Linked DNA regions of Mus musculus: all the other regions are linked to region 1. Evidence: chromatin loops called from intact Hi-C (ENCODE). Cell type or tissue: left cerebral cortex. All regions are shown on one strand.

Evidence for each region. Hi-C counts contacts between places; a loop is a spot of excess contacts. Peaks named below come from ENCODE experiments on the same cell type or tissue, not always from the same donor. Only the 100,000 strongest peaks of a DNase experiment are listed, where the experiment ranks them.
Region 2: a loop joins it to region 1, with 2.8 times the contacts of the local background. A loop is called at or near these places in 19 of 42 quality-filtered maps.
Region 3: a loop joins it to region 1, with 8 times the contacts of the local background. A loop is called at or near these places in 2 of 42 quality-filtered maps.
Region 4: it touches region 1 in a loop (2.3-fold over the local background); 8 of 42 quality-filtered maps call a loop at or near these places.
Region 5: a loop joins it to region 1, with 2.4 times the contacts of the local background. A loop is called at or near these places in 20 of 42 quality-filtered maps.
Region 6: a loop joins it to region 1, with 2.2 times the contacts of the local background. A loop is called at or near these places in 18 of 42 quality-filtered maps.
Region 7: it touches region 1 in a loop (7-fold over the local background); 3 of 42 quality-filtered maps call a loop at or near these places.

What each region holds. Positions count from the first base shown.
Region 1 is chr8:120,532,748-120,536,747 of GRCm38, reverse strand. It overlaps a transcript of Gse1 not described here. Among named protein-coding and RNA genes, the nearest start is that of Gse1, 2.7 kb to the left of the region's middle. In left cerebral cortex, a CTCF peak has its summit at 1,568 (motif pointing right); DNase peaks (open chromatin) are centred at 130, 630, 1,572 and 3,771; H3K4me3 peaks cover 1,504 bases; H3K27ac peaks cover 873 bases.
Region 2 is chr8:120,402,545-120,406,544 of GRCm38, reverse strand. It overlaps a transcript of Gse1 not described here. Among named protein-coding and RNA genes, the nearest start is that of Gm39264, 59 kb to the right of the region's middle. In left cerebral cortex, a CTCF peak has its summit at 1,829 (motif pointing left); DNase peaks (open chromatin) are centred at 94 and 1,741.
Region 3 is chr8:120,380,098-120,384,097 of GRCm38, reverse strand. It overlaps a transcript of Gse1 not described here. Among named protein-coding and RNA genes, the nearest start is that of Gm39264, 37 kb to the right of the region's middle. In left cerebral cortex, no CTCF peak of the experiment used is centred here; DNase peaks (open chromatin) are centred at 54, 1,061, 1,365 and 2,271; H3K27ac peaks cover 2,398 bases.
Region 4 is chr8:120,422,797-120,426,796 of GRCm38, reverse strand. It overlaps a transcript of Gse1 not described here. Among named protein-coding and RNA genes, the nearest start is that of Gm51556, 66 kb to the left of the region's middle. RefSeq lists an enhancer at 1-2,889. In left cerebral cortex, a CTCF peak has its summit at 2,994; DNase peaks (open chromatin) are centred at 119, 1,088, 1,569 and 2,091; H3K27ac peaks cover 1,688 bases.
Region 5 is chr8:120,414,303-120,418,302 of GRCm38, reverse strand. It overlaps a transcript of Gse1 not described here. Among named protein-coding and RNA genes, the nearest start is that of Gm39264, 71 kb to the right of the region's middle. In left cerebral cortex, CTCF peaks have their summits at 1,044 (motif pointing left), 1,556 and 2,465; DNase peaks (open chromatin) are centred at 1,243, 1,300, 2,678 and 3,505; H3K27ac peaks cover 2,484 bases.
Region 6 is chr8:120,317,345-120,321,344 of GRCm38, reverse strand. It overlaps a transcript of Gse1 not described here. Among named protein-coding and RNA genes, the nearest start is that of Gm32968, 8.3 kb to the left of the region's middle. In left cerebral cortex, CTCF peaks have their summits at 1,478 and 1,681; a DNase peak (open chromatin) is centred at 1,692.
Region 7 is chr8:120,597,360-120,601,359 of GRCm38, reverse strand. It overlaps Gm10614 (a long non-coding RNA gene), which reads right to left. Exons shown (of 4, transcript XR_003947476.1): 3 at 2,756-4,000; 4 at 2,082-2,456. Among named protein-coding and RNA genes, the nearest start is that of Gm10614, 10 kb to the right of the region's middle. In left cerebral cortex, CTCF peaks have their summits at 1,409 and 1,609 (motif pointing right); DNase peaks (open chromatin) are centred at 1,632 and 2,550.

The DNA.
Region 1 (4,000 bases):
GGTCAGAGGCGAGGCCGCCGCCTCCAGAAACTGGCACAACCCACCGCGCCACCGGCCCCAGCGCACCGCCTTCCCACTCTTGGCACCCCCACCCACCCTACCTCACCCAGGCACTTCACGGGGATGACTCAGGGAGCGTCCTGAAATTCCTCGGCACCCACAGGCGGCGCGGAGAGGGACTGTGGGCCCCAGCGTCCCCGCCCACAACGCGACCGATCCCTAGAAACACCCCCTTCCCGCCACCCGGGAAGCGCGAGGTTACAGCGCGAGCCAGGCAGCCGGGGACCCTCGGCCGGACCCAGCGCGCAGAGAGCAGCCATCGAGGTGGCAAGGTCGTCGCGAGGTCCCGGGGTCTCCCCCGCCCGGCCTTTCTACACAGCTCTCTTAATGATCCTCCACTTTCAGACTTTCAAGCCCGGAGGCCACCGCACCGGGGGGGTTGGGGGGGGAACCTCAGCGCCGCTGCGGGTCTCAACTTTCCACCGCGGTGCCAGCCCCAAACCTGCCCCGGGACATGCCCGCGCAGTGCTCCGCAGGCGCGCGCTGCCTCCCCCGCCTTCCTCCCTCCCGCGCCAGCCGGGACAGCGCCGGGAGCGAGCGCGGGCGCCAGCACCCCCCGTCCATCTGTTCCCGATGACGCCGGCGGCGGGCAGCGCTCGGGGCCCGCGCCAGCAGAAGCCGCCGATGCCGCGGGGCGGGGGCGCACGCCGGGCCAGTCTTGCACAAGCCCCTGGCCGACCACAAACGACAAGGGAAACGGGCGGGCGAGGGAGGGCGGAGTTGCTGCTCCTACCTGCGGCCACCGGGTCCCTGGCCCCACACACGCGCTGCGCGGCCTTTGGTCCACGCGTTAGTTCGCGTCGCCCGGGGCAGCGTGGCCTCCGCAAGTTTACGACGCTGGAGACCAGGAGGATGCGCCGGGCTCCCCAGGAGTGGGGGCGGGGAGAGGCGCCTTTACCCGTCGGGAATCGCACGCGGGAGGGGGGAGGGGGGACAGGGAGGTGTCAGGAGAAACAACTGGCCTCGAGCCGTAAAAACAAAATGAAAAACCTCCCGGGCTGGTCCAACCCCTTTCCCACCTGGATTACTGGCTTGGGGGGGTGGGGAGGGGACAACATGTAAATGAGCAGCTCGCACCTGGCCGCGCTGCCTGCGGGCCAGGTTCCCCAGGTAACAACACCAGGCTCTTCCTCCAAATCTTGTCGCACCTTTCTCCCTAGGGTATCTAGAAGGCCAAGTTCAGTCACCTGTTTGGTGAGAACTAGGCAGGCCATCCTATAAATTTGTGGGTGACCACTATGAGCTACCACCTGTTTTGCTTTTTTTTTTTTTTTTAAGAAGCTGGCTGCTCTCCCCCACCCCACCCCAATACAAGGCAGCTCCGCTGAAACCGTACCCCCAACCGGGGTTTCAAATGAGGTACCTGCCCAGAAAGTAGTCAAGGTTGCAAGCCTGCAGGTGAGCCAGGCATCCTCCCCCAGCTTCTCAAACCAGGAGTCTGGTCTCCATCCAGCCCCAGACTGTCCAAGGTAGCAAGAGGGTGACAGACACCCACGATGGCCACAGGGGGACAGCAGTGAGCCAGCTATGTGCACTCAGGCCAGAAAAGGCTGGCAGTCACCAGGAGATGGATGGTCCTCACTGTCCCTACACCCTGCCCCAGGAAATCAGTAATCCTGAGCAGGGCCTTTGAGTTTAAGGGTGGGAATTGCTCTCTAGCCGCCATGTGGCTGGCCCCTTGTTAACGAGATGTACCCTGTATGGATGGACTGCTAATTCCCGACTCCGAGGCTAAAAGCTAACCTCCCTCTAGTTGCCGCCCCCTCCTCCTTTTTCTCCTCCCCCTCCTCCTCGCAGCTGCTGGCTCCCACCCCACCAGCAAGCTATACAAGCCTTTGCTCTCTGGGTCCTTTCCCTCAGTTCCATTTGTTTAGGGAAGTTGGCTGAAAGAGGATTTGAAACATCAAGTGCTAGGGACGGTCCTGGAAGGTGAGCAGAACCTCTTAGCTCAGGATGCTTGCCCGTCTAGGACACAGGAGCACCCAACTTTCCTTGCTAGGGTTCTGCCACGCTGGGCCACCTAGAATAGGAAGCAGGATTTCCCTCAGCCCAGCCCAGCTAAGCCTGGTTTCCTCTGTAAAAGCCCTGGACCTCAGAAACCGATGAACTCAAAACCCCAGGCAGGAGGGGTTTCTGGACCTGCAGGGTCTGCCAGAACCAGGACAGGTATGGGCAGCATCCACTGGACACACATCAAGTCCCCCCCCCCACCGCCCGGGCCCTCCCCAGAAACAAAACTGAAAATTACAGAGCCACAGCTCAGAAAGGCCACAGGGCAGATACCAGAGGCCCACAGGCGGGCATGTGAGGCAGCCAGAGTTAGGGAGGTGAGAGAGCAGGCTGCAGGCTTAGAGCCTCCTTCACCAAGGTCGTGTTCCCACCTGAACCCCGTCTGAAGTGAGCCCTGGAGGTCAAGTGCCTCCCAGTCTTTTCCTCCTGGGGCTGGGCAGGAAGACATAAGATGATGTGGTTTCCAGTTTTGACCAGTCCGCTGCCCTCACCAGAGGCGACTGCTTTGTCCCCCGGCAGCTGCACCTCCATACACTGGAGCCCTAGACTGCAGCATGGACCAGACTTAGCCATCACAAAGAAACTTTCCCAGCAAAGACTTGCTGGGCTCTTGTCATCCAGTGCCCTCCAGGTCTGGCCAGGCAGGTGGTGAGCACCACTTCCAAGTGTCAATGAACCTGCCTCAAGGTTCTGAAACTGGAACACAAGCCTGACCTACGGTTGCTTACTTACACCTGGCAGTATTCCGACAATCCACACCCCCCACACACCCCCAACTAGGAGACCTTCAGCGGAGTTTGTTACCCTAGTTATCCAGGCAGGGAGGTGGTGTCTCTGAGTTCAGGCTCTTCCTCTGCAGCAGTAGGAAACCCTGCAGAAGGGGGGGGGGGCGCCACTGGCCTTGGGTTTCTAGCATTTTTGCTTTTGCTAAGTCTCTGGATGAACTCTTGGTACCCAGAAAACCACCCTGGTGGAAGGGGGGCTGAGAAGCAGAGAAAGAGGGTCTGCCCAGACTCCATCCATCCTGACCACCTGAGCCAGGCTCTCCACAGCAGCTGGCAAGCCCTCAAACCCGGCTCCACTTTCTTTCTCTTCCCTCTTCCACATCAGCAGCCATCCTTCAAAACCCTGCTCAGATCTATGCTCTTAGAAGGCTTTCCCATCTCTGCCTCTGGAACTCACCTTTCCAGGCTGGTCTTACCGGTTCAGACAAAAGTGGGCCTGGGAAGGCGCATTTACCCTGACTAAACTGTTCTAGGGTGTATGGGAATGACACCCTGTTCTGGGGGGGGGGGGGGAGACCCTTGTCTCACAGCAGTGACTGCCCAGGGCTGGGGGGCTGGCAAGCAGGCTCTAACTGCCTGTAACTCAGGCTTGCTGACCCAGGACATGATGCGGGACAGCGGGGAACGGAAGGCAGCCGGTGACCTTCTAAAGTGGACTCCTTTCCATCTAACATGCGGGTCTGACGGCTGGCTGTTGGGGACTGAGGTCACCCAGGCAGCAGGAAGGGGCTAAGACCTGGCGGATCCCCTCGGCCCATTGGGGAGTTTTCCTCTTAACCCTGGGCCTCGGCGCCACTTCCTGCGCTTTCAGCGCCGGCTCCCACCCGCGCCCCGCACACAGCTGCACTCTTTTACAACCAGTTAACAGCTGTTTTGCATAGATTTTCAATTCTAATTGCCTCGCTTTGTGAGCGCCTCCGAGCCCCGGTGAATGGGGACGCCGTGGCCCACGGCTGGAAGGCGGGCGGGAAGAGGGCACTTGAGGGGAGAAGAAGGGAGCCAGTGTGCGCAGGCTGCCTGCCTTTATGTTTCTAAACAGGAGAAGAATGTCCTGGCCACCAACTGCCCCTGTTCCTGCATCTCCACCCGGAGCCTCAAAATCTGTACCTAACCCTGGCCAGCCCCTCCACCCAGTGACCCAGCCC
Region 2 (4,000 bases), 130 kb after region 1:
CCAGGGCGGAATCCCCAGAGCCAGGTGTGGTGGTGTGAGCTTTTTTTCCAACTCTGGGAAGACGGCGATGGAAGATCTGTGCGGCTTGCCAGTCAAACCTACGAGTGAGTCACAGACTTTCTAAGAATGTGGGACATTTGCAAGGGATTCATGTTAAGAGCAGAGTGAGCCATGGAGGGAGTTGTCCTTGCCTGTCTAAGTGCCCAAGAACCACCTGGACCATAGAGACAGAGAAGAGGGGACCCAGGCATTCTCTAGGAGCCTCACAGGCTGTCGGAACGAAGCACTGTCCTCAACCCTATCACAGTAAGTCTTGTGACTGACTGTACAAAGTCCTTCCCACCCATGGGCCTCAGCTTCCTCTGGTCAGGGGTTGGGCCACAGTCAGTCACACCCAGGCTCAGTCCTTTGGCACCGGAGAAACAAGCATGAGGGTGCTTCCCCTCGAAGGGTTACAGCGCTCCTTCCTTATACTACTGAGTCACCCAACAGCTGTCTACCTGCCTAGCCAGCCACTACTGTGTATCCACCTAGTCACCTAATGTCCCCACCATCCACAAGAAGCCCATCACCACTGTTTGTTAGCCATCACAGCCCTTCTCTCCCTCCATCTATCCATTCGAGTATCCGAAGTCCAGCTAGAATCCCTCATCCAACTCACTTTTATCCATCCATCCATCCATCCATCCACCCACCCACCCATCTACCATTCATCCATCCATCATCCATCTATCCACCCATCCATTCATTCACCCATCCATCCACCATCCATCCACCATCCATCCATCCACCATCATCCATCCACCATCCATCCATCCATCCATCCATCCACCATCCATCCATCCATCATCCACCATCACCACCCTCAAACCCACTTACTTCTAGACATGTGACCCTGGGCATCTGGAAGGCTGTGGAGAAAGCAAGGTGGTGTAGCCAGATCTCAGTCACAGACATGTCTCTCAGCTATTATTTTTTTCTTTATTATTATTTTTTGAGACAAGGTCTCACTCTTGGTGGCCCTGGCTGTCCTGGAACTCACACTACAAAGACTAGCCTGGGTTTAAACCTGCAGCAATCCTCCTGCCTCTGCCTCCTAAACACTAGAGTGACAAGTATGTGCCAAGCAGGGCACCCAGCCGGGACTTGACTCTCGCTTTGTCTTTTGCTCACCCTTGGTTCCCAGAAATCTCCCTGCAGGAGGATTCACGCTCAGGCCCTCCCATGTTAGTCAATGATAGAATGTTCCAGAAGCTTGGCCATCCACTCTGCCCTCAGTTCCTTATCTTACCACACTCACAGGACTTTATTAATAGCCTATTAGTGGGTAATAAATAAATGCATTTGGATGAGAAATCACCCAAGGGTGGTTGATGGGGGAGGAGGGGTGAGTTAGGGCATAAGGTGGTGTCATCTCCTCAGAGAGTGTCTCTCCACATCTGCCCAGGTGGGGATGCTCCTGCTGGGTCCCTGCTGTGCAGTGGGTCTCCAGCCCCTCCCTGAAAGGCTGCCTCTCATTAATCTTGATGAGTTTTCTGCTGAGTATTTTTCCAGGGCTTTCAAATCGCTCACTAATTGCAATTAATCACTTACTGAAACAGATGTCATGAACAATGGGCCCGGATGGTGGGGGCTTGATGAAGCTGTCAGGGGAGAGCGTGTGGGTGGCTGGGCGCTGGGTGCTGCCCTTGCCTGCCCAGGTGGGCTGGGAGGAGCCTGCACAGAGGCTGGGAGAGCTCTGAGAGAACAGAGGCAGCCAGGTCAAGCAAGGCCTAGGGTCAGAGGGGAGACAGGCAGATGCTGAGGGCTCCACATCGCCCCCTGGAGGCCAAAGACACCCCCCAAGAGAAAAGGCCTGGAATCAGAGTGAGGCCAGCTGACCAGCCGTGGGCTGTGTCTCTCACCTAAGAACTGTGCTTTCAGAGTACGTCAACACTAGAGAGCTGAGCTGCTGGGAAGCGGAGGCACGAGGATTTCAGGTTCCAAACCAGCCTGGACAATGCTGTCTTAAACAAAATCAAATTTAACAGAGGAATCTGGACTCCAGGATTCTCGTCGGAACGTAGCATTAGCTGAGAGCCATGGCCTGGGGCAGACACACCTGTGAGCCAGGCTAGGAGACCCTCAGAGACCCTCTGCTGGTCCTGGAGCAGAGGTTCTCAACCTGGAGGTCTCGACCCCTCTGGGGTAGCACAACAGATATTCACGTTATTCACATTAGGACTCATAACAGTAGCACAGCATGAGGGACTGTATTAAAGGGTAGCAGCATTAGGGAGGTTGACAGCCACTGTCCTAAGACGTCCTGGTTCTCAAGCAAGGCACAGAAACCTGGGTGGAGGGAGGCAGCCTCGGTCTCCAACCCAAGTACCATAGAAACTTGCTGTTCCTGGCCACTCCTCTGGGTTAGGGGAGCTCTGGCTGGGTTGACTGTCACCTTGAAAGTTTCTTCTCGTGTGTGTGTGTGTGTGTGTGTGTGTGTGTGTGTGTGAGAGAGAGAGAGAGAGAGAGAGATCTATGTGGTTTCCTGTCTGCCTCTAGCTGTTAACATAAGTCACTATGGTGTGCTCTTTTTCCCTCTCCCTCTCCCTCTGTCTCCCTTTCTCCCAGAATTCCATACAGCACAGGCTACTTAGCTATGGATGACCTTGAACCTCTGATCCCCGCTCTGCCTCTCTATCCCTATCCCTGCCTCTCTTGTGTTGAGATGACAGACAGGCCACCATGCCGGTTTATGAGGAGCTGAGGAAGGCCCCTGGGCCTTGGGCTTGCTATGTGAGCACCCATCAAGCCACATCTCCGGCCAGCTCTGTGTGCATCTTACCACTTCACTGTATATTCATGCAGACTTCATTCCCTGTGGTGACCCTGTGTCTGTTCCCTCATCTTTGCAAGAGGCTCTTGCATCATGGGCTGTAGGAACTGTAACAACGTATCAAGCTTGCATCTGGGGCCTAGGATGCTACGGGTGTGGCCATGCTAGACTTGGCATACTGTGGTACCCAGGAAGCAAAGTGAGTGAGATAGCCCCCATACTGTCTTGCTCCTTTGTCTTTATCTTGGCTTCTTCGTCTTCCCCCTCCTCCTCCTCCTCCTCCTCCTCCTCCTCCTCCTCCTCCTCCTCCTCCTCCTCCTCCTCCTCCTAGGCAGGGTTTCTCTGTATAGCCCTGGCTGTCCTGGAACGTGCTTTGTAGACCAGGCTGGCCTGGAACTCACAGAGATCTGCCTACCTCTGCCTCCCGAGTGCTGGGATTAGTGGTGTGTGCCATGATGCTAGTCTGGCTTTGCTTCTTATCTACTCTGCACTTAGCCCTGTTGCTAGTCATGGGGATGTGCACTGAGCAGAACACCTTACTGATGGAGCTGATGGTCTAGCAAGGAGCCAGAGAGCAAGTGCAGGCATCCCTGGCCTTGTGCTCTGGGACCCAAAGCTGGAGAAAATGGAGGCGGGGAGGGGGGAGTGGGGGGTGGGGGGGGGCGCCAGATAGAGATTCCTGAGGTTAAGAGGGAGGCTTGGTTGAAGCTGGGTGCTGAAAGAGACAGAGAGCTGCAGAGAAACAAATGTAGCAAGCACAGAGGGCCGGGGCAGATCCGGATAGGCTTGAGCTCTGAGTAAGGGGACACAGGGAGGGTTGGAGGGTGCAGGATGGTCACATGAGGCCCGGCCGACCGCCAGTGTGAGGACTCTGGCTTTGTCTCTAGAGATGAAGGCACCGTAAGCGTGATCTACACAGAGTGTGTCAGAGCTGCCCAAGAGCCCCGTGGGATGAACAGTCCTAGACTCTGTGCCCTCCGACTCCTGGAGGATGTTTCTAGGTAACCATCTGGCCCTGTCCAGGGTTGGCATCCTTCCAAGGTGCTCCTTGCACTCCAGGTATAAGATGGAAGGGCTGACTTTACAAGATGGTCGCCACACACAGAATTTGACCTTGCACATCTGGACCTGCGGAGATGTGCCTTGGGCTGTGCAAGTTGAGGAGGGACAGGAGCCTACCTTGGC
Region 3 (4,000 bases), 150 kb after region 1:
CCCGGGGCCCTGTCCCTGGAGAAGGATGAGGGAGGAGGCCCAGGTGTGGAGTGGAGCCGTGGTGCAAGAGGACCAGATGGCTGCTGGCGGCAGGTGGTACCTCCTGCCTTGTCAGGCGCTCTGGGCAGCTCAGGGCTGAGTCAGAAACCCCAGCTCCCTGCATGGAAGGTGACTTTGGAACTTGTGACCTGGATGTGACAGTTCCAGAAGCAGGAAATGGGGGCACTGCCTCTAGGATTAGTGACAAGCCCTGGGCCCCCTGGAGATCATGTGAACCAAGCAGGGACACACCAGGCCCAGCCTCTGATACAGGTCGCCTGACCTACCTCTCCCCTCCTTGAGCCTCTTTGCCCTTTTCCTCCCACCCGTTGAGAGCAAGCCCAGCTGCTTCAGACCCTGCCCCGCCCCAGGAACTCAAAGGCCCTCTGCCCTTTCCTCTCTCCGCAACCACCTCTGCATCTTTGTGTGCCTCTGTCTCTGTCTCTGCTCCTTCTCAGCCTCTGACCTTGCGAGCTCTGTGGGGAGGGCACCCTGGCTCATGTACAGAAGGAGCTGAGATCTTGGCAGCCGGAAGTTATAGCGCCCAGGTGAGGCTCTCCTGATTCCACCCTTGCCCATGGTAGACTCAAGTCCCCAGAAGCAGCACTCTGTCTGAGCAGTGCCTGGATGCCCAGCTTGACTGTGGAGCTGGCAGTGACCTCGGTGTCCTGAATCCAGCATATCACATTCAGGCTCCAGGGATGAGGAAGCCTATGGGCCTGGACCGTCCCCATGGTCCCAGCAGCTGCAAAGGGCTCTGGAAGACACCAGTCGCTGACGGAGAGGGTTAGGTGTTTATCTAGACCAGAGAGTGTTGGCACCACAGTGGCAGGGAGAGAGGGGGTCTAGAGACCCAGCCGGGTGTTGGTTCACTCGGGCTTGCACTCAGCTCTTAAAATGAGGCTCCCCGCTCACTGGCTGGCTCCCCATTCCCTGTGGAGCTGCTTAGAGGAGGCTCTGAGTCTGCTTCTCACCTCCTCCTCACAGGGCACAGTGGGTTCCCAACACAGATGGACCGCAAGCTGGGAGTGAGGACAGGCTGAGGCCAGGAGCGGGCAGCCTGACTTGAGACTCAGCAAAGCTCTATTTGTATCTGACTGGAACATGCTAGAACTGGGAAGCTGGGGTGGGGAGGGGGCATTTTGAAACCGCAGGCATATAGCCAGGGGACAGGGCCGCCAAGTCTTCAGATCGGGTTGGGGGGACTTAGCTGGCCAGGCCTTCCCAAGACATCACTTCTTTCTCCAACGGCTGATCTATTCTGGGCGGGCTCTGGGCTCTGCTCCAGGCCAGGCTGGGAAAGGGGCCGAGGCTGGGGAGGAGGTGGCAGGGGGTGGTGGTGACAGGAGCTGTTCTGGGCAGGCCCCTGGAGAGCGTGGGCAGGGGAGGACAGAGCTGGCAGATGGAAGAACCTTTATTAAGAATGAGTCAAAGACCAGAAGGATTTTCTCAGGAGCCCTGGCGAGAAGGGAGCCCCGGAGTCCTGCCGCAAGGCTGGGCATCGTGCCCAGCCGCCGAGCCAAGGGGGGGGGGAGCTGGGCACTGGCCATGGGGCAGTGTCTCCAGCCAGGACACATGCCAGCCCGGGGCCATCCTGGCTAGGCCTCTAGACTCTAAGGCCCCTTTTCATTGCTGCTTCACCCTTAGAGCCCCCTCAGTCTGCCCACCTGTGCAATAGGAGGATCTTTCTCTGTGAGTGAGCCCAGACTGCAGACCAGTCATGGGGTGGGAGTGGGGCGGAGACCCCAGCTTGCCTTGACTCTCCCCTGTGGCACTCCCTATTGTAACTGATGCCCTACAGCTCTGCAGCCTAGATTCTGTGGGCATGAACGAGTCCTAACTGTCCACTTCCATCTCTCTCAGAGGTTTATAGCTAAGCCTACATCCTAAGCCTGCCTGCTCTGCTCTCTCCTGCTTGTGACCCAGGTGCCCAGCTCTGTCTATGGACAATATCAGGAACGTCCCCCCTGCTGGCTTAATTCCCTGCTGAAGCCACCTCCTTCAGGGCCAGCCTGGCTGTCACAGATGTGTGCTTAGTGCCCGAGGCTGGCTTTTTCAAAGCAGTGGCCATGAGATAGGCATGTCCTGCTGCAGGACGTGCTCTGGGGGACAGTGAACATCCAATCAGGGCTGGTGAATTCCTTCCAGGTCACTGTGGCTTACAAAGAACAAGATGGAGGGGCTGGAGAGAGGGCTCAGCCATTAAGAGGACTGGATGCTTTTCAGAGAGTCAAACCAAGCTTAGTTCTCAGCATCTACACGGTGTCTCACAACCATCTGTGCCTGGGGATCGGTCACGATGTGATACACGTATAAACATTCAAGCAAAACACTCATGTATCAATAAAATATCTGTAAGTTGGTTTTTTTGGTTTTTTTGGTTTTTTTTTTTTTTTTTTTTTGGTTTGTTTTTTTCTCTAGCAGGGCCTAGAACTTTAAGGACAAAGGGAGAGTCTGGAGGGCAGCCACCGCACCTCTGTCCCCCAGGGACTGAGCAGCAAAGCACTGGCTTTGAAGTATTGCTCCTCTGGTCCTTTTTCTGTTCGCACAGTAGCAGCCATCCCCCAGCCTCCGAGATTATTCGTGAATTCTCCCTCTACACCCATCAAATTAGAGCAGTGGCCACCCGGCTAGGCAGCCCCGACAGGTATTAAACTTTAATGAACACTAATGGCCTTGGCCTACTTCACCAGCACAGGGCTACTTACTAACATTTAACTCCTCAGGCCCCTGTGCTCCCTCCTCTCCTGCTGTGCTGCCCCCCCCCCCCATGGATCCTACCCCTTCCCCCCTCAGCCCACAGCTGGGCCTGCCCTTGAAGGTGTGTCTGCAAGCTGCCCGGCCCGTTCGCAGTCCAGCAGAAACCACCCTGCTCCCATCCGTTGTTGTCCAGAGCCACCCCGGGCTCTCAGGTTGACCAGACATGACAGGCGGTTCCCAGAGGGGCGCGCTCTGCTGTATGCAGACATAACCCTCATCCATCCAGAAGCCACCAAATACCATCCAAGCCCCTGCTGCCCTCCGGCAGTCAGAGGGGCTGTGTGCTTGAAGTCAGAGCTAAGCACAGTGCCAGGGTCCCAGACTGGGCCCTCAGATTGGAAGCAGAGGGAAGAGACAAGGATGCTGGACTTGTTCACTGCTCCAGAGCTGGCCACTGCCTTGTAGATACGGACTCCTTCCGTCTGTGAGCAATCACACAGAACCGTGAAATGTTCCAGAAGGTTCTAGATTTTCATCAGTCAGGAAGAGATGGCTCTTTGTGAAAATGAGGGCAACAGGCAAGCCCTTCAGGTGCCCCTGGGGCACTTGTAGATGGGGATATATAAGGGAGGGGCATTTGAACAGTGCTTACTGTGTGCTAAGGTGCTGTATAGATGGAGCTGCAATGCCATCAGATGTAACTGTAAGCAGGGTTCCAAGGGGGCAGGCAACCTATCTCACAGACAGGTCCCCAACCTCTCCTCTGTTCCTCCCAGTTAGAATGTAAGACACGGGGCACAGGCTGTAGCAGCCACTATTCTCTGAACTCCAGACAGCAGCGATGGAGACAGAGACGTCACTCTGCTCCAAGTGGGGCGAGCTGAGGGAGCCCTGGCCGTGTAGCTCAGACGCCAGCTTGTAGAGTTGCCACAGTCCCTAGGAACCACTCAAGCTGCCCACCTGGTTCCAGTTGCTTCCACAATACCCTGGCTGAGGTATCGACCCAGAGCCTCCACTTTCCCATTTCTACCACGGCAGGTAAGGTACTGCATAGGACTGCTGCTAAAACACAGGACACCCTGTGAACCCCTAAAATCTCAGATAACTTAGCACCACATAAGCCAGTGTGGCAGTGCACACCTGTGATGCTAGCACTCGGGGCGGAGGCAGGAGGATCTGCAGCTCACTGCCATGCACAGCTTTGTCGTGAGTATGAAGTTAGCCTGGGCTACGTGGGACCCTGTTTCAAGTCATCAAATAA
Region 4 (4,000 bases), 110 kb after region 1:
ATCAGGCCTCTTGGATGGGGCACCTCAGTGGTCCTGACTGCCCACCCTCATTTGCAGCACTGCCCGCAGGCCTCCCTTGGTGTGTCACTCAGCCCTCCGAGGTACAGACAGGGTTTGCTTTGTGACTCTCCCCACATGACTCGGGGTGACTGGTGCTATAGAGCTCTGCAGAAGAAAGAGCTACAGCAAGTGCTGGTGAGAAACCGGGCAGAGGCCAGAGATCTCTCTCCCACTCCCTATCGGCACAACCAAGGCCACCTGCAGCTCTGCCTGTTGGATCTCAGCCTGCTGCTTCATCCCTGCTACAAGAGGGCTAGGGGTTGACCCTTATCCCTAGGTTGCTAATGGTCAGGCCACTGCAGAGCCCTGGCCTCCAGCCTGGCAGGTGTCAGGTGACCTCCCCAGCCTTTTCCACAGGCACGGGAGGACCACAGGCTCAGGAGGACCACAGGCCACAGATGGAGACTTATCAGTTCAAAACAAATGGATGGCTGCTTTTCTGAGTAACAGGCTGAGGATCAGGGTGTGTGTGGAAGCATACTTGGCCTGGAGGAGGTGTGCCAAATGGGGGAGATGGGAGGGCTGCCTAAGTCTCCATCCTCCTCTCCCAAGGGGAACACACTTACTGAGACCCTGGAGCAGAGACAACCATGTCTTCATGTGCAGTATGCTACACTGCCCCTTCTGGGATACACAGACTCTGAGGTGCTTCCAGACAGTGAGTGGCAGGTGATTTGGAGTTAGCTAGTATGTAGTGTCCTGTGGCTCTCTAGAGATGGGGGGCGGGGGAGGGAGGAGAGCAGCATTGAGATCCCTGAGTATGTGTGGTGGCATCACAGGACAGCAGAGGGTGTCAGCCTGGGAGCCTCTGGGCTCCTCCCCCCTCCCTCCAGTTCCATCTCGGTCACCCCCGAGGCACCCTGCCCACCCTACCCTGTGCACTTGATAATGCTTGTCAAGACTGCTGAGCAGTCCTGACCTCTCCCCCACCACTGCTAATTAAGGTTCCGCAGTGACAGTTCAACTGCGGAGCATCAAGCTGGCGGCTCCAAAGCCTCTAATTGGGGCTGCTTTTCATTCTAAGCCTGCGGGCTGGGGCTCTCCAGACCTGGGCCCTGGCTCATTTTCCTTTTGTGTTTTCCATCTGAGATGAGGGGGGAGTGGGAGGAGGAGGGAGAGAGAGAGAGAGGAGGGAGGGAGGGAGGGAGAAAACAGGGCCAGGTGGGGCCTTTCCCTGATCCCTTTCTCTGCCCCCACTGAGCTCCTGGCCTAGGGCTGAGCCCTGCCTGGGGGCAGCTGCCTGGATGTCTCCCCCCACCCCCCAGCCCCAGGCTTCTAGGACCCTGGTGTTTGTATGTGTGTGGCCTGAGTGACAGCTGCCCCCACAGAACGGTCTCCTCCCTGGGGCTGCAATGTCTCGCTCCAGGCTCCCACTGGGGCCATGCTGGCTCCCCCTTCCCACCTAATGTTGATGATATGCCAAGCAGGCTCTCCAGGGCTCTCCAACTGCCTTCCTCCTCCCACCCACTAAATCACTGTGGCCTAAAGCCTGAGAGCTGGCTGGGTGGGAGGAGGGAGAGCTCCCTCTCTCCAGAGCTGCCAGGAGCAAAGGCAGTAATGTTACCTGGGGGAGGGGGAGCCAGGAGGAGGTGCGTGGACTTCAGCAGGTGGTGGAGGGGCAAGAGCCACAGGGCCACAGCAGCATCTAAGGGCTATCCTGGGATCCACTGCAGGGGACGGTGATTCCCACTAAGGCAGATTTTTGCTTGCATACACAGTCTCTCCAACTCCACCCCTACCTCCAAAGAGGCCACATAGGGCTCACACTGGATCCAAAGGCTCCCATGCCTGGCGGAATCCACACCACCACACTACCAGGGGTCTCCATCTCAAAAAGTCGAAAGGCTGTAGGGGATTTCAGTGGGGGGGAGAAATATATCTTACAGGGCATCTTCTGCCAACAAAGCCTGCAGCTTTAACTCAGCACTGGGGGACAGAATGCTTCTGGCATCCAGAAAGGCTCCTGCAACAAGGAATCAGACCCTGGGACAGCAGTGGTCTTGAGATCAAGACGCCAGGGAAAGCCAGCTTCCCAGAGGCACAGGACCTGGTAGAGCAGTGTTCTGCTGAGGCTGGCTCTGTCTCAAAGCAAAAACACCCTCAGGCTTGTGTGGGTGTATGGGTCCTGGGTGTCTGGCCCTCACACAGGCTCCTCCCCGCCTTGGACTGTCAGGCTGGGGCAGCGATGCTTCCTCCTGAGCTGGGGTCTCAGCTGCCCACTTTCCTGCTGGGTGGCCCTCCCTGGTCTCCTGACTTTATTCCCTGCCAGTCATGGGTACGGAGGCACTCCGAGGCCCTGGTCCCTGAACATCAGCAGGCAGGCTGGGCAGCTTTCCTCGGAAGTCCTTCCCCCCACTGCACCCCCTGACACACACACACATACACACACACACACACACACACCCCTCACCAAATGCTATGCATTGGGCTATCCTGTCACTCAGCCCTCGAGGACAAGGTGTGTTTATTATTCTCTGCAGTCAGCCAATGTGAGGACATCAGACATCAGAGTCCCTGGAAGCTGGACCTGGGCTTCCCTGGAGGGTCTCATGGGCACCTGGAGCTGTACACTATTACAAGGAGTAGGGACACAGGTGTCCTTAGGTGGACACTGGCCTAGTCATTGGTATCTCAGCCAGTAACTTATCTGGGTGAGGGCTAGAGACTGGGGTTAGCAGAGAGAAGATCCCCTCCCCCCCACCATGGGTCAGCAGGCCCTCAGAACTTGAGGGAAGGTGTGACGGTGGGAACCTCAAAAGGCAGCGCCTGATCTCTCCAGACTGCATGAGCAGGCCCACAGCTTGTGTGTTAAGTTCCCTGGAGCCCACTGGGAACGTTTGACTGCAACCGGGTGTCAAGGACAGTTGTCTAAGTTGCTAGTCACTCAAGAGCACCTGGATGTGAGGATCGACTTCTAGGCATTTATCAACAGGCATGGTTAAGGCAGGGCTCGGCCTGCAGGAAGGGGCGCGTTCTTCTAGTAACCACAGGGGACCTACACAAGCTATTGTTGCTGCTGGCTCTGCTAGGGAAGATCTGGTGTGCCCTGAATCAAACTCTTGGCTCCAAAGCCTTATGCTGGGAAAAGCCCCCCTTTCTATTCCCAGCTCAGACTTAGCCCTGCAAGCCTCAGGAAGAGAAAATGACAGACAGTCCTCAGTTCTATGAAGCAGAGGAGACAGTGTTCAGGGCAAGTGAGCCAGGAACGCATCCTAGCTTCCATCTGGACCCTGAGGCCATGTTTCAGGGTGAGTACCACTGGGTAGCTACAGATATCGGTCTACAGCGTTCCAGGGCCAGCAGGAAGGCTCAGGGTTCTCAGGCTTTGGCTGGGGTGATTTTATTGATCACATACACAGGGGTCCAGCCTATAGGGAGCCCCAACATCTCCATAAGAGCCGTGCAAGTCCAAATGCTAGGCTCAGCCTGCCTAGAGGCAGCTTGTGAATTGGCATTTCCAACCATTCCTGGGCATGGTGGCTGTCAGCTGGGACTCTGCCTGGGGAACAGAAACTTTGAGATCCCAGCCACAATGTGACCTTTGCTCTCCTGAGTGCCCTGATATTGGGGGGCAGAGCCTGACCCCCCCTAAAGCTCTCACACATGCACTTGTTGGGGGGGGGTGCTGGCTCATTTGCCTCCCATTTCCCTGCAGAGGTGGGGGGCAGCACTCAGTCCCTGCTGCCTGACTCCTCAGGGTCTCCATAGGTTCATGGCCTTCACTCCAGAGTGTCTTCACAGAGGCATGGCTCTGTCGCCGTCGCCTCTGCTCCACTTGAGTACTACCCCTTGAGCACAGAACCCTGCCTCTTCACGATGACCCCCAGATCAAGCAGGGAAGCACAGCGGTACTTCTAGATTTGGGGTTCCAGAGATGGCTGGTCCACTTCCACTGCCTAAGCCCCTGAACTCCAAAGGCCATGTCAGCAGGGGCTAGAGG
Region 5 (4,000 bases), 120 kb after region 1:
CTGCAGGGCTTTGCCAGGCCAGAGTGGCACACTATTTCCACACACCCATCCTTTTGATTATCTCTGCTGGCCACCATTGGCTGACTGGGACAAAGACATCTCTTTGGCCATGGTGGGACCTGACACAGATTCGGGAGTCAGGTAGGGACACAGAGGGAGCAGGAGGAAGCTTGGGCAGCCACCAAGAGCAGCCTAGCCTCGGAACCAACGCGACACGAGTCCTCAAAGAGGGAGAGACAGGGCTGCAGGGTTTCACACTTTATGCTCCCATCCAGACACACCCCAGGGACCACAGCAGACCTGGGGTCCCAAAGGGACAGAACAAGATGCTCCGGGCGGGCAGATGTGCATTGTGACTGTGGTGGGGATCTTTTTCCCCAATGTGGCTTCAATAGTACTCACGTGCCCTTGCCTGCAGGTTAGACCTTGATAATCGTGCTGTCTTTTTCCATGAGGACAATGGACTCAGAGTCTCATCTCTGGCAGAGGCTCAATCCCTGAGCCTGCACCCTTAGCTCCCAATAAACCTAGTTTTGTTTTGTTTTGTTTTGTTTTGTTTTGTTTGAAACCTCAGGAGCCCAGGCTCTATTTAATTCTATGTAATTCTTGCTGTTACCGAGAGTGACCCCTGACCTCTGATCCCCTCGCCTCCACCTCCTGAGTACCAGGATTACAGGTGTGTGTCACCACACCTGGCTTTTAAAAACACGGTAAGACATCTACATGAGAGCGGATCATGAAATAAACAAGGGCCTCACTGTGCTGGAAGGGAAGGTCTTGGGGCTGAGGCTGAGCTCTGCCTCCCCGGGGCCACCCTGGGAGCCCTGGTGAGCCGCATCAGCAGGGCTGGAGGCCTCATCATTATTTGTGTCTCATTCCCCGTGGGGGAAACGTAGTTGCCTTCCCTAACAATAACAAAGTATCAGGGCGGCTCTTAAAAGCCACCTCTCACATTTCCTAGAGGCCACCAGGCTCAGAAGTGGCAAGCTAGCCCTCCAAGATCACACAGCAGCTATTCTGACAGCTAGGCATGCTGCCCCCTAGAGCATTGCCAGCCCTGGCCACTTCCTCAAAGCCCATGGATATTCATTAAATACATCTCAACTGAGCAGAATACAGGCCTAACAGGCTCCTGCGCCTTGATCACACAAGAGGGGGCGGGGCTTGCCGCTGCGTGCTCAAATCCAATCTATCCTACTTGGCAAGCGCTCACCGCCTGCCTGTGGGCTGTAGGAAAACTGGCTTGGTGTGGCAGGGTGGTGACCACTGCCTACTGTAGAAGCCAGGGCTCTGCTCAGCCCTCACGCCTCCTGGGCCTGGGCAGCAGCTGGCCACGGTCCCAGGGAGGCCCTTAGTTTCCCAGCCGCCCCTGGCTTTGTTTACCCGGGCCCTTCCAGGCCAGGAACCATCCGGAAAAGGCGGTTAGGCCGGGAACAGCTGCCTGGCGCCTCTGAATGGCTCAGATGTGGTGCGCGGCGGGGGCCAGAGCCAGTATGCTGCCGCTAGGTGAAATCGGCTGCCGTTAGAGTCACCAAGAGCAATTAAAACGAGAGGAAAAACAGCCAGGGTCCTCCAGAGGCACCCGACCAGCTGCTCCCTGCTCCCACCTCTTGGGCCCCTGGGGGTAGCTCGGGCTCTGATTCTTGCCTGGCTAGCGCGCACGCCCCGCCACCTGCCTTCCGCAGAGTCAATATTGACAGCCCCTGAGCAGCTCTCCGGCTTGCCAAGGGTTGGGGACGGGGAGGCAGAAGGCTCCGGATCTCCACTCGATTGCTGTGTGGAGAGATGAGATATTACCTTCCTGACCCAAAACCGGAGTTCACAGCTGCACTTCATTAGGCTCTTCCAGGAGGCCCAGGGAGAGGCCAGGGCTCACCTGCGGGCAGCAGCTGCTGCCTGCCTGCCTCCCTCCCTCGAGGCGCCCTGGGCTCCTGCCCAGGCTTCAGGGCATGGGGTGGACTGCCCAGGCTGGTCGCCAGCACTACCCGGAAGTCCCTCCACAGCCCTGCCAGGAGGGAGAGGAAATGACCATAGACCTGGGTCCGAATCTCCTAGAAAGTACTAGAAGTTGATGCTAGTGGGTATCACCCTCCTGGACTCCTCGCTTTGTCTCTCTGGGTGACATGTTCCCTATATGGTGCTGTAGTGTGTCTGGGTACACAGTAGATGCTCAATAAACGCCCCTTCCCGTCCCCTTTGCAGCTGTAGCTGCCTTTGGAATGCTCACACCGCATAACTGAGAGTTACTTTAACGTCACCTTGAAAGCACCTAGTCTACAAAGATCCAGAAGGCCAGTTGAGTCCCACAAGAGGGGCAGCCCACGTCTTCATCTCACAGGAGGAGCAGAGATACTCAACCAGGATTAAGGGCTTCCCCAAAAAAGCAGTGGAGCTGGAAGTTAAGGGGATCCCGCAGGCAGCAAAGTCAGACACTCCAGTCTAGGGGCCATCTCTGGGCAGCCACTAGGCTGCCTGACTCTGCTCACTGTTGTTCACCGCATCTTTGCTCTCGGCCATGACGTCTGTTAGTCATGCCTCAGCAGGCTCCAAGGTGTCCATGCTGTGACTCTGACCCACCACAGGAGCATGGTGGCTGGCAGAGAGAAGCTATGCAACCTGAACAGATCCCTTGAGCTCTCTGGGTCGTCCGTCACTGAGCATGAACCATATGGCTTGAAGGCTGTGCCTATGGAGGCGTGTGGGAGCCTGAATCCCAGTTTAGTTTTCTTCTCTGTCCCTCCATGTGCTTCAGACACTGGAGGGCGGGGGGCGGGGGGGGGGGGGGGAGAGGAACATGGTGGGACGATGACAGACTGACAGACCGGGACGGGGACAACAAGATTTTAATTCAGTCCCAGCTCAGAACCCTGTGCAATCCCGGGTGTAGCTCCCCAAGTCTGGGTCACCTTTCTAGCTCCGGGTAAGATGCACCATGCTCAGGGCTGATGTGGTGACAGGTGACAGGGACTCAGGTACTAAGGACCCCCCCCCCCCACCTCATCCCTAGTTCTTGTCCTCTCAAGATGTCCTTACAGCTGCCCTTTCCAGGTGGGAAAACTGAAGTCTGAGGAGACCTGGGTCAAGGTCAAATAAACGGAGCTGAGATTTGAACCCTGCACTTAGGTGCCCCAGTTTTCCACCACTATAAGCTTATGAGAACCCCTTTCTAGGGGCTTCTCCAGCCACTGGGGGTGGGGTGGGGGGTCAGGGGCTGTGATGGCTGGAGCGTGTGTGTGTGTGTGTGTGTGTGTGTGTGTATGTGTTTGTGTGTGTGTGCATGGGTGTGGAGGCCAGAGGTTGACATTTCCTGACTTTTCTGAGGCAAGCTCTCTCACTGAAGCTGGAGCTTGCAGGCCTGACTCACCAGCCAGCAAGCTCCAGGCGTCCAGCCTTTTCCTCTTCCCCAGTGGTGGTGGCATCACAGACTCGCCACACAGCCATCTTTTATGTGGGTGCTCGGGTAATCATACCGGGGTCCTCATGCTTGCATAGCAAGCAGTTCACCCACTGAGCCTTCTCCTCAGCCCCTGTGAAGAATCCTTACAGAGAGAGTAGCCCCTGAGTGTGGGGGTTGCACGTTGCTCACCAAATCCCCAGTGCAGCAAGCAGGAGCTCGGGCTGACGCAGGGCAGAGAGTTGGAAGTGAGAGGCCATATTGCCCAAGGACCCATTCCAGGTCTTGGCTAAAATGAGAGGCTACAGCCTATAGGGCCCCTGCCATGGAGTTGTAGAGGTGGCTCTAGGCTCTGGGATGGATGAGGAGGAGACAGGAGCTGTGCCTGAGAACTATAAGCTTCTGCAGTGACAGAGCCTGGGGAGGGAGGGTGCAGCCGGCCCTGAGGGAACTTGTAGGCCAGAAGAGCAAACAGGCTTAGAGAAATGTGCTCTTCTGCCAAGGGTAAGGATGCCAGAGGTCAAGAGCAGGCACCACCCTGTGAAAACTGCCTTCATGGGCCTCGCTCATGTGGCTCCAGCTGAGCTGGGGCTATAGACCTCACCA
Region 6 (4,000 bases), 220 kb after region 1:
ACCAGAAATGGGCATCGGATCCCGTTACAGAAGATGGTTGTGAGCCACCATGTGGGTGTCGGGAGTTGAACTCAGGACCCCTGGAAGAGCAGTCAGTGCTCTTAACCACCAAGCCATCTCTCCCACCCAATTTTTCTTTCTTTTGAGACAGTTGCAGTAAGCTATCCAAGTTGTCCAGACAGGCCTCCTCGCCTCTGCCTCCAAAGTAGCTAGATTAGAGTTTGTGTAAACAAACTCAGCAAAGTATATATTCTTGGGCTGGTGAGATGGCTCAGTGGGTAAGAGTACCCGACTGCTCTTCCGAAGGTCAGGAGTTCAAATCCCAGCAACCACATGGTGGCTCACAACCATCCGTATCAAGATCTGACTCCCTCTTCTGGAGTGTCTGAAGACAGCTACAGTGTACTTACATATAATCAATAAATAAAAAATCTTAAAAAAAAAGTATATATTCTTTTGGGGATGTTCATTGAGAACTTCCCCTCAAAGACCATTTTTGGGGTTCAGTGTTCATAACGGTTACTCTCGACTGTCACTTGGCCAGATCAGAATCACCTCTAAGAAACAAGTGTCCAATCACGTTTGTGAGGAAGTTTCTAGACCTAATTATTGAGGGGGGGGGGGAGACTCAGTCTGACTGAGGGCCACAACACGCCACAGGCTGGCGAGCTGAGCACCAGCATCCGACTCTGTCTGCTTGCTGACTCTGGATGCCATGTGCCCAGTGGTCTCATGCTCCTACCTCCATGCTGGATTGTCCTGTCAAACTGAGAGTAAAAGTAAACACTTCCTTCCTGCCTGCCTGGCTTCCTTCCCTCCCCTCTCTCCCTCCCTCCCTCCCTCCCTCCCTTCCTTCCTTCCTTCCTTCCTTCCATCCATCCATTGCTTTTGCAGGACATTTTATCAAACCAGAGAGAAAGGTACCCACTCCAGTCTGGGTTTGGTTTTTTTTCCCTTTCTGTATCCCACCACTCCCAGCATGGGGTCGGAGTCCCATGGGGGCGGAGTCAAGTCTTTTTAAATTTTATTTATTTTATTTTATGTGCATCGGTGGTTTGCCTGCATGTATACCTGTGAAGGCGCCAGATCTCCTGGAATTGGAGCTACAGACAGTTGTGAGCTGCCATGTGGTTGCTGGTAATTGAACCCTGGTCCTCTGGAAGAGCAGCCAGTGCTCTTAACTACGGAGCCATTACTCAGCCCGGGGCTCAACTCTTAATAAATGGATAAGAAAACTTCCCTTAGCAATAGGCTATAGGAGGATGCCCACATTTACTAGAAGGCCTCCTGATGTCATGGGTGTCCCTACCTCCAACCAGCCAGACCGACACCCAGGTACCTCAGAAAGCAACAAGCTGCAGGTGTATTCCACCATCCCGCTAGCTCCTCCCACACGTGCCCTATGGCCCTTGCTGGAAGGCACCAGCTCCTTCTGATGCCTCAGTTTCCTTAACTGTAAGATGGGAGCAACCTGGATGTGGCACCCGGGTGGGGGTGCTGTGAAGGTCCAAGGAACAAGTCCAGGTATCATTGGTACAGGGCAGGCTCTTTGTCAAGTAACAGCCACTTCATGTCTGGGGCTCATATAGACAGACAATTGAATCGACAGGGTCAGCGCAGAGGACAGGCACTCCTGCGCCCTCTGGTGGCAGGGAGGGCTTCGTGCAGGAGACAGGCAGGAGCAGCACCTTGGCTGACCACCGGAGGGCAGCCACACCCAGGCAGCTCCCTGGTAGCACCCTTGGGTGTGACTCAACAGAGAAACCCAAAGATGGACCCACTCACTTCCTGGCCGTGTGCTGACCTCTGTGTGACTGGACCTGAGGCTGGAAAGGCCACAGGCCATGGGCTACAGGGTAGGCCTCCGGTCACTTGGCTACCTGTCCTGATTGCTAGGCACTTGCTGGGCTTAGACAGCTGGTGCATACCACATCCCTCTCCTTTTTCTGACATGGCCACACAGCATCATAAAGAAGTGGTCACTTCTGCCTGTTTTCCTGCATCGCTGGCCAGGTGGGACACAGGAGGGACAATGCTAGGGCCCCAGGGTCACTTCCTGGGCCACAATGTCAGCAAAAACGTGCATTTTTGTTCGAAGTAGGGGTGTGTGTGTGTGTGTGTGTGTGTGTGTGTGTGTGGTGTACATGCACACATATACACAGATGGAATCTAGAGGCTGTACCCTGTACCTCTGTAGCCCACACTGACCTCAGACTTGTGACCCTCCTACTACAGCCTCCCAAGTTCTAGAATCACAGGCCTGCACCACCATGCCTGGCTGGAAAATATAACCATTTTCACTGCAGGAAACAACAGCTCACGGGAAGGGGAGCTATTTGTTAAAGCAGCGAACACTGACTGCCGCCTACTAGAGTAAGCCAAGAACTGACCCTGGGGAGCTCAGGTGTTTGGTTTAAGAGGAGCCGCCACCCCCATTCTGTATCACTGGCTAGGGGCACCTATGAAAACCTGCAGTCTCCTAGACCCCATTCCAGCCATTCCAGTGGCAAGGCCTCGCCAGGCTAGCCCTGCAACCCAGCCGGCCACTTTGTGACTCAGCCACTGGAGATGACGCATCGATGCCCTGAAAGCCATGGGTCTCGGTAAATCCCCACAGAGGGATCCAAGGGGGGCCTGGCTCGGGCAGTGACGACCCACTGAATTCTGTTAGGGTCATCCCCTGAACAGGTAGGATAAATCTCGGCTGGTCTCTGTCAGAACTTGGCTGAGTCATTGAGGATTAAATTAATAATGATTAATTGGAGGCTCCTGAAGGCTGAACGGCTGGGAAGAAGATTAGAGCGCACTCAAGCAGTCTTTCCTCCCTCTCCTCCTCCTCCCCCTCCTCCATCCTCCCTTCTTCTCCTCCCCCTCCTCCTCCTCTTTGATTTCTTCTTTCCCTTCTCAGCCCACCTCCCAACACAGGACATTCAGACGGGAAACTGGAAGAGTACAGCTGAGGTATGATATGGCAGCCTTGCCAGGGGCTAAGCGGGCACGTGGGCAGGCAACTGCCCCAGAGAAATCTCGGCTCTATCCGGCTTTCCTCTGGAGAACGGGCTGGGCAGCTGCCCACCCCTCCCACCTCCCCAGACTGGGAGCCACAGAGCTCTGAGGTCTGCACAGGGTCCTGGTGGGCTTGGCCCAACAGACCAGACGGGAAGGCAGGCAGGGAATGGTCCTGCATCCTGAATCTTAGGTTCATGCAACAGGGTCTGAAAACCAGGCCCTGGGTCACAGGATAAAAGGGTAATCACATTCCTGGGGACTCTCTGCCCTGACCTAGGATGGATTCTGGGAAGGCAATCTAGCTGACAAAGTGTGTCTCCATGCCATTGATGGTAACAGAGAGGTAGAGACTGATGTCAGTTAGACATCACTGTCCCCATAGGAACCAACAGGACAAAAGAGAAGATGAGTGTGCCTCAGCACCTCCTTTGGAGTGTCTCCCCCATGCCCTCGGCATCGACAGACGGCCCTCTAAGCCATCCTCACCATTACCTCTGGGTGCAGGCCCCCATTGCAGGCACAAGTGTGGGCGCATCTGTGGATATCAGGTAAACATGTGTTCCCAGAGCCATGGCTTCCAGAGACTGCCCATTCTGAGGTCTTCCGCTGTTCCCAGGAATTCACTGAAGCCCTCTGGGCAGAGTACAGACCGCTTCAGCCAGCTGCCCGGGTTATGAGTAAACACTCCCTGTGGAGGGTACCACTTTGCTGGACCCAAATGGCCCATAAAACAAAACTCAGGCTAGACCTGGGAGGTTTAACCATGAACATTCCTGTAGCAGGCTTGGCAATGACTCCATAACCAAAGACCACAAGGAGAGGAGAGGGCAGCTAGCCAGGCCTCGGGGCAACACGGAGGGTATGGGCCACCTCGTTGCTCCTAGCTGGAGCCATGATGGGGAGGTGGCGCCCCGGCCCCACTGTTTCCACCCTACATCCAAGGCACAGCCTTAAAGACATGTCAGAGCTGGCTCCCTGCCGTAGCTGGCTG
Region 7 (4,000 bases), 65 kb before region 1:
ACCCGGATTGGTTATGCACTACGCCTCATTTGCATGTTCCTCATCTGATTGGCTACTCTCTGTACCTCACAGAGCCTCATTATCATACCTCATTTGAATGTCTCAAATCTGATTGGTTATACTCTCAAAGCCTCATTATCATGCCTGGGCCAAGCAGTGTCTTTGCAAAAAACTTTCCTGTATATGTACACATTGGTTGTTTGTCCAAACTTATGCGTGGTGGCCAGCAGTAGTCAGTGCCACTCTGCAACGGCACATATGGCTTCCCACAGTCCTGGAACTTGCTCTGTAGACCAGGTTGGCCTCCAACTCAGAACTCAGAAATCTGCCTGCCTCTGCCTCCCAAGCGCTGGGATTAAAAGTTTTTTTTGTTGCTGTTGTTGTTTGTTTGTTTGTTTTGTTTTTTTGAGACAGGGTTTCTCTGTATAGCCCTGGCTGTCCTAGAACTCACTTTGTAGACCAGGCTGGCCTCGAACTGAGAAATCTGCCTGCCTCTGCTTCCTGAGTGCTGGGATTAAAGGTATGTGCCACCACGCCTGGCTGGGATTAAAGTTTTGTGCTATCACCTTCTGGCTTTTTCTTTTTTTTTCCTTTTTTTTTGAGACAAAAATCTTGCCATGTAGCCCAATCCTCCTGCCTCTTCCTTTCCCCTTCTGAATACTGAGACAATGGCATGTGCCATTATTACTGATACTTTTATCTTGTTCTGTGTTTGAGAGAGAGACTCATGTTGCCCAGGCTGGCCTTGAACTTCTGACCTTCCAGCCTTCCAGCCTGAACCTCTCAACCTCTGGGATTACAGCTGTGCTTCGCCATCCTCAGATCCTCTTGAGAGCTTCCAAGTGAGCCTTGAATCTATTGTAAGTTAAAAATGTGGGGCTGGAGAGACGGCTCAGCGGTTAAGAGCACTGACTGCTCTTCTGAAGGTCCTGGGTTCAAATCCCAGCAACCACATGGTGGCTCACAACCATTCATAACAAGATCTGACGCCCTCTTTTGCTATGTCTGAAGACAGACAGCTACAGTGTACCTTCAGATAATAAATAAATCTTTTTTAAAAAAAGTTGAAGATGCAGGGCTGGTGAGAGGGCTCACTGGGTAAAAGTGCTTGCCATGAAGCCTGAAAACCCGAGTTTAATCCCTGGAACCCATATAAAGGAGAAAGAAGAGAACTGTCTCCACAAAGATGTCCTTAGCTCTCCACATGTTCTCATGCGTGCGCGTGGGCCCACACACACACCTCTCCCTTGCACACACATAATAATAGTAATTTTAAATTAAGGAGAAAGTTGAAGATTGTGTTAATTTAGGGTGAGTGTCTCCTTGGCAGTGGTTTAAAATGAGGGTTGTTTGTTTTTGAGACAAGGTCTATCTATGTAGCCCTGGCTGTCCTGGAATTCTCTAGGCTGGCTTCAAACTCACAGAGATGCCCCCGCCTCAGCTTCCCAAGAGCTGAGATTAAAGGAGTAAACCACCACGCCCTATTTTCCTTTCCTTTTTTTTTTTTTTTTTTTTTTGGTCTTTTCCCCTTTCGTTTCTAAACTTTAATTTTGTCAACTATTTAATTCCTATCGATGTTTGTCCACTGTACACATGCAATTCCAGAAGAGGCCAGAAGAGGGCACCATATCCCCCGAGACTGGAGTTGCAGCTGGCTGTGCGCCACCATTGTGGGACTGAACTTGAGTCCTCTGCAAGAGCAGCCAATGCTCATAACTACTGAACCTGCTTTCCTGTCCCCACCCCGCCCCACCCCACCTTACCCCACACCTCTTTAGGGGACAGGTTCTCACTATGTATCTGAGGGGGTTCAAGACCAGTCTGGGCTACCAGGCGATACTATCTCCTATAAACCCAACAAAACAAAGCAAAGTGAGCCCAGCATCTGGGGCCTGGGTTCAGGCCTGAAATCTTAGCGCTCTGAGAGACTGAGGAAGGAAGAGAGACTCAAACGTCAAAACGCCGGGGCTGGAGGGGTGCTCAGAGGTTAAGAGTCCTTCTTGCAGAGAGCTCACGACCATCTGTAACGGGAGTTCCAGGGTATCTGATACCCTCATACAGACTCTAAGAACACCAGAACATACATGTAAGCAAACCCACATTTTTATTTTTGTTGTTTCTATACAGGGTCTCTCTATGTAGCCCTGGCTGCCCTGCAACTCTCTATGTAGATCGGGCTAGACTCAAATTCACAGAGATCCACCTGCCTCTGCATTCTGAGCGCTGAGGTTAAAGGTGTGTGCCATCATGCCCAGCTTAAAATAGTTTAAAGCATCGTGAATAGCTCCGGTCAGCACTGGGGTGAGCAGAGATCACGGCCAACGGCTACTAAAGAGGAAACTAAAGAGGCTGCTTGCGGGCAACCGGGCCAGTTCCTGTGTGTGTCCGAGGCCGGTTTTCAGGCTCCAGGAGACAAGGACCGGTCTGATCACAACACTTGGGATTCATGTCTTTTCCTGCAGGAAGAGAGACGGGGCGGGGGAGTGTGAAAACAGATGGAAATGTAATTTTTTAATGACAGCAGCAGATGGCAAAGAGACACAAGAGTGTATTCACACCATGTCGGAGCCGTGTGAGCGCGCCTGGCCCAGCCAGAATGTGCGCGGTGGGGCTGTCTCGATGGCTCCCCCGCCAAAACCAGGAGGCGGGCCAGCTGCAGGCAAGAACAGGCCGCTCACTCGCTCGCTCGCTCGCTCGCGGGGAGGGGCGGGACCCGCTGCCAGGCTGCACACAGCCACAGGTGGGTGGGAAATACCTGTGGCCACCTGGTGAGAGCCGGAGGCTCGATCTGCGTTCTGGTTCTTCCAGACGGGGTGCGGGGCTCCTCCGGGTACCCACGGCTCCCAAAGGCTAAGGCGTTTGTGGACGTTCATCTGTCCCCCTGGTACTCACTGCTCACGCAGTAAGTTGCACCCCTGACTCCATCCGTCTCAAACTCCCACAGAAGCCTAGACAGCAGCCAGGCGTGGCCGTTCTCTAGACTCCGTACTTGGGAGGCAGAAGCTTCAAGTTTGGGGCAGGCCTGGGTTACATGATGAGTTGCAGGCTAGCCTTGGTCATAGACACCCTAAAAAAAAGAAAGAAAGAAAAAAGAAAAGAAAAGGAAAGAAAGAAAGGAAAGGAAAGTTTCTGACTTTCTCTCTCTGACCCCCTTTGCTCTCTCTGACTCTTTTCTCCCTCTCCTGCCCCCTCCATGTTCCTGGCCAGCGTTTTCTCTTTGTCTCTTTGTTCCAGCTCCATATCTTTCTCTCATTCTATCTCTCCCCTCTCTCTTTCTCTGTCTCTACTCCCTTCTCAACCCCCCTTCAATAGAATAAACTCTATGCTATACTAGACCTACGGCTGGTACCTTGCAGGGAAGGTTGCCTTAGCATGGGCCCGCTGAGGTACCCTAACCCACTGCACCGTACCTCGCTCTTTAAAGCATATTGTTGACTTTACAAAACACATCAAGGCCAATCACAGTTATGTCGAAAGTTAAAACCCAGCCTGGGCTAAGTGGGATCCTGTCTCAGAAAACATAAGCAAAAAGTTAATGTTAATAAAAAAACAGGTAGCCAGGCAATGGTGGCACATGCCTTTAATCCCACCATTGGGAGGCAGAGGCAGGCGGATTTCTGAGTTCGAGGCCAGCCTGATCTACAAATTGAGTTCCAGGACAGCTAGGGATATGCAGAGAAACCCTGTCTCAAAACAAAACAAAAATAAATAAATAAATAAATAAAATTTTAAAATTAAAAAAAAGAAAGGAAAAGAAAAAGCTCTTTCCATTTTGCTGCCACCATGCAATGAAATGAGGAACACCCAGAAACTCCGGGGCCACACGAGCCACAGCCACAGTAACTACCGCAAGCACCCAGGAGGCCGGGGAATGCCAGAGGCCTGCATCACCACCGGAACAATTTTGACAAATCCCATGCAGGTTACTTTGGGAAGATTGGGATGAGGCATCACCACTTGAAGGGGAACCAGAGCTTCTGCCCAGCTGTCAAACTGTGGA